2 separate regions of the Mus musculus genome follow, and region 1 is linked to region 2. A link is a loop called in an ENCODE intact Hi-C map of the cell type or tissue named here. Cell type or tissue: heart. All regions are shown on one strand.

The links. Peaks named below come from ENCODE experiments on the same cell type or tissue, not always from the same donor. Only the 100,000 strongest peaks of a DNase experiment are listed, where the experiment ranks them.
Region 1: a loop joins it to region 2, with 9 times the contacts of the local background. A loop is called at or near these places in 24 of 42 quality-filtered maps.

What each region holds. Positions count from the first base shown.
Region 1 is chr1:45,312,630-45,315,129 of GRCm38, reverse strand. All of the region lies in intron 1 of Col3a1 (collagen, type III, alpha 1), which reads right to left. Among named protein-coding and RNA genes, the nearest start is that of Col3a1, 2.3 kb to the right of the region's middle. In heart, a CTCF peak has its summit at 1,017 (motif pointing right); a DNase peak (open chromatin) is centred at 2,049; H3K4me3 peaks cover 2,080 bases; H3K27ac peaks cover 1,978 bases.
Region 2 is chr1:44,744,466-44,746,965 of GRCm38, reverse strand. It overlaps Gulp1 (GULP, engulfment adaptor PTB domain containing 1), which reads right to left. Exons shown (of 11, transcript NM_028450.3): 4 at 2,421-2,492. 4930521E06Rik (RIKEN cDNA 4930521E06 gene) reads left to right here and starts at 2,017. Exons shown (of 3, transcript NR_040602.1): 1 at 2,017-2,034. In heart, a CTCF peak has its summit at 1,090 (motif pointing left); no DNase peak of the experiment used is centred here.

The DNA.
Region 1 (2,500 bases), 570 kb before region 2:
GAAGTAAGGTTACTACCGTGACTTTGTAATACATTTTATTCCATTGGTTCTATGTGATTAGTAATTCGGACAACACAAACAAGAGAAAATGTAAATGTTAATCTTAGCTATAATTTTCCTTTTTAAACATAATGAGAAATAAACTAAAAAATATGAAACAAGAGTTCATTCTCTCAGTCCATTTACAGTTTTGAAATCACAAATCAGTTCATGGTTCACAGTTAATTTTTGTGATATTATCAACATAGCAAAATGTAGAAGCTTAAACTTTAGAAGACATTTAGTTTTTTGTCCCTGTCCTAAGGAAGCAATATTACTAACATCTATTTATGGACCTATAGTCAGCAGAATGCAAATATTAAGCAAGGATGATATTAGCCAATGAGTAGGAAAAATACATTTAAAAAATGATGCAATGAATTTAGATAAGTTTCTATCTTTTCTTTGACAGTATTGGAGATTGAGGCTAGGGCGTCATATGCTCTGGAAAAGCTCTCTACCACTGACCTGCATCTCCAGACTTCTATAAACTTTTCATTTTGAGACAAGAGTCTCACTCTCATTCAGACACTCACATTGAACTCAGGAAGACTTTGGACTTGTATTCATCTACACTCAGCCTCCCAAGTAGCTGGGAATGAAGGTCTGTGTCACCATGCCTGGCTGGAAACTGTCTATTATTTTGACATTCATTTCCAAAAGTCTCACAATATATTACCAGTTTGTTTGTGTATTCTTATGTCTGGTAACATTTCATTATCTAATTATTTTACTTATAAAAGGAATGTTTAGTTTTTAAAACTCTCTCTCTCTCTCTCTCTGTCTCCCCCCCCCCCACGGACACGCGTGCGCGCACGCACGCACACACACACACACACACACACACACACACACACACACACACACACACACACACACACATATGAGGATCCTGTGGTGCAAGAGTCATGTTGGCGATGGTTATGGAAATGGTGTCTTTGTTAGCCACTAGGTGGCATGGTTTAGCACTTAAAAATCCAGCATGCTTAAAAACCACAGGAAATATAAAACAGACCACGTTTTTTCCGTAGCTGAAATAAAAGGCATGAATAAAGTAAGACTTGCACAGATTTGTAAAGAGACAAGAATTCTTTGTGGAGACATGTTTCATATTCCAGAAAACTCCCAGAAGTTAGTGTCTAGCAATTCTGTACGACTTCTAGGATTTCTGGAGAACATAGGAGATAACCCCTTTAGAGTTCTCTGAGTGTTCCCAGTGTGCTGAATGTCTGCTACTTACTGAAATCTCCTCAAAGTTAATCATTCAGTAGGATTTTCACTAAAAACCTGCAAGGAATGTGAAATATATGATCTTAAATCCTTTTTATCCTTCTTGGAGTTTTAAAGACCATAGCCCAAAGGTGGAAGCAAATGAGCTTAGGATGATGTTAAGATGGTGAGAACCAAACATGTTTCTCTTCTTACTGGAGTTAGATTGGGAAGAAACACACCCACTGTTCCTATAGTATTTCTCATATTACTTTAACTGTTAAGAAACTATAGATACTATGTTGATATTTTAATTAATGTCCCAAAGACATAGGTTTCTTCCTTCCTTCCTTTCTTCCTTCCTTCCTTCCTTTCTTTCTTCCTTCCTTCCTTCCTTCCTTCCTTCCTTCCTTCCTTCCTTTCTGTCTGTCTGTCTGTCTTTCTTTCTGTCTGTCTTTCTTTCTTTAAAAAAAATTAAGATTCTATGATTCTTCATCTAGATTTCAGAATAAAAGTTTGGGCTGCTAAGGAATTAACATTTCTTTGGATCATGTCTCCTATTAATAGGGAAGGCTTGGGGTTGTTTCATCTTCCAGGAGGGCAGGATGTGAAGAGAAAGTGAAAAAAGAAAGCTAAAAAGGAATTGACTATCCAAAGAAAAGAAAATGTAAGATGAGCTGGGGAGGAGAGAGGATGAAAATAAAGATGGGAAGCAGAGAGTGAGTCACTGAGAACAGGGAGGGGTGAGGACTGGGGTGGGGGGAGGGAGGTGGATAAGCCTAGGATGGGGGAGGGGTGATGAGTGAGGAAGGAAAATTGGGAGGGGAGTTCCTAAGGAGCCAAAAGGGGTGGAGAGATAAGGAGGGGGGAAAGATGGAGGGGGATGGAAGGGTGGGTTAAGGGGAACAGAATTAAGAAACAAGCAATCTGGGAGCTCCTTCTCTGTGTATCTGTGGACTGAACATACAGAAATATAAAGTGTCTCCTTCCCTTACTCTTGCATAGATAACTTCTGAAACTAGTGAAGACACTGCACACAGTGGAAAAACGAATGCTCATGAAGCATTTGCTAAAACTAAAGGTTTAAATACCAACGTGTTTGATTATGTATGAAAAGAACTGCTAGCAACTTCTTTTAGCCACAGATAAGATTTACATCAACACAATTATTTTGAAAAAAGTGTGCACCCCAAATTTTCATGATGACAAGGAACATATGCATTTTTAAAAGTATTTAAGTAAATAATGAGAC
Region 2 (2,500 bases):
CTTCTTCTTCTTCTTCTTCTTCTTCTTCTTCTTCTTTAATTAATCTCATATGCATCCACTTTGCTGGATACTTTGCTGGTGTTTATCAGCTGTAAGAGTTCTCTGGTGGGATTTTAGGATCACTTATGTATCCTATCATATAATCTGCAAATTATTTGGCACTACTTTGTGTTTCTCCTACTTAGTTGCTAAATAATTGCTAATAATCATGGTTTTTGTATATAACTAAGTTCTAGATAACTGGTCAGTTGAATAAAAAGTAAAAGAAAAACAGAAATACGGTACACAGAGTGAAATACAGCGCTGAAGACCCCGGCTGACTAACATGTCTTGTCAGTATCTTCTAAAGGCTATATATCACACTGAAGCTGCTTTGTGTGTATAAAATGAGCTTCACCCACTAGGGCCTTTCAAACTGGGTCCATAAGACATTGATCCCAATGTTCAGTGTGTACTCATACAGAAACATAACAAATGGTAAACACAAATTGAGTCCTGGTATTTGCCCTGAATGTACTGAACCAGACCCCTTCTGAAAACGAACTTTATTATGACAGCAGTGCTAAGTTCTTTTAGATACCTATCATTTTCTTAAATGTCAGCTTAAGCATAAGTAAACAGGAAAAAATTCTGTTTGTTTCAGCAAACAGAATATGGGAACATTTCAGTTATTACACAAATCATTACATTAAAGTTTACAAACTTGGAATTCTCTACAGTCACAGACTAGTCAGCATTCAAATCTTTAGAAGCATTTTGCTAAAACTCAAGCAGATACCATGAGGTACAGAGGTAGGAAAATAGCATTGTTGAAAATTTGTTACGATTTTCATCACCCTGCATTATGTTTATATTTTGAATTATTATCAAAAGTCAAAAAAGCCATTACATTTAAAATGCAAACTTTGAAAGACTTTGAAAGGGGAGTAAATATAAATAGCATTTTTAATTACATGAGAAAAATCTGAGTATAACAGTATAATATATGTACAAACGAGTCAGGAAATATGGGTTTGAGAAAAATAAGCAGAAAATCAAAATGAGGTAATGAGCAATTGGTACTTTCTATTTCTAGTGGAGCCACAGCGCCACCATCTGGTCTCATCTATATGACAGCAAAATTAAAATATGTGTAAATATTGATTGTATCATAGCTTCTGATAACAGATACAACATAAAAGAAATATTAAAACAAATTTACATAAAAACCATTGTCTTCCTCATGTTCACTAGTAAAATATTCTCTCCTAATATATACATATCCTTTCCTGAGAAACAAATTTTTCAGCCAAAATATTTGTTAAATGCATATTGTGAGAGATATACATTTAATAAAACCTACTGCCCACTAGGTGTACATTAAAACTCTTACTGCTTTCCATTATATTCCACAATATTATTTCAGTTCTAAGTATGAAATTATACAGAAATGTCATATAATACATATAGCCATAGTTTTAAAAGTCATTGAAGTTCGTTTCGGGTATGAGATATGGAATGAAGAATTCCCAAGATATAAAGGAATGTTGCCAATATAATTGTTCTTTTAAGACACTTTCTAATTTGAATAAATATTAGGTAAAACACCTAATATTCCCATGGAATAAATGTATGACCTGGAAATCAAAATTAGAATAAGATTGTGCCTCATGCAGTAAATTATGGGAGTAGCCACACAGAAGAAAAGCTAACTTTGTGAATATAAGTCTGTAGACCTCTGACATCATGAGGATACCCATTATCTTGAAGGAAATACCCTAGCTGTAAAATCTCGGTGGGGCTGACTGTTGAGAAGTGAGCTATTTCATAAGCATGCTTGTGGCAAAAGGGTTTCGCAGGAAACTTGCAGAACATGAGTTTTGGGGGTTGCATACATTTTACTCCATAAATTACTCATGAATATTTGGGGTGTTTATTCAATATTTTCTTCTGCTTTCTTAGTCACACAAGCTCCCCTAAAGCTGCTCATTGGCATGGCCCATTAGGGTATCCTTAGTATTCTGCTTTGGAATGAACACTAACTGTTTTCAACTGGTAGATATGATATCTTAATTGTTAGAGATTTATATAAAGTTCCTACTAGTTGTGATTTAGAGCATGGAGTACATATTGTCCAGGACATAGAAAGGGAGATCACTGACTATAAACATTGATTGAGTTCTGCCTTAAAAGTCTTTAGTTACTGTAAGAAATTATACTATAGAAAAATATATTACGTACAGAAAAATAATTGCATGAATATGTCTATAATTCAAAATGTCTCCCTGAACAGGTGGTATTTATTTAATTGTAATTTAAAGAGAATTTAAGTTATCTTTTAATTTAAGGAGTAATTTAAACAGATATCTATGTTTTAGCTTCTGCCAATCTGTTGATGACACAAGATCATTACACTAGCCGTTTCTCTGAAGAGCTCTTACCTTCAGCTTCCTGACAGCATCTCTCACAACTTCTGTTCCCTTTGGCTGCTCCACTTCGGTACTGCCAAGAAACTGAACAT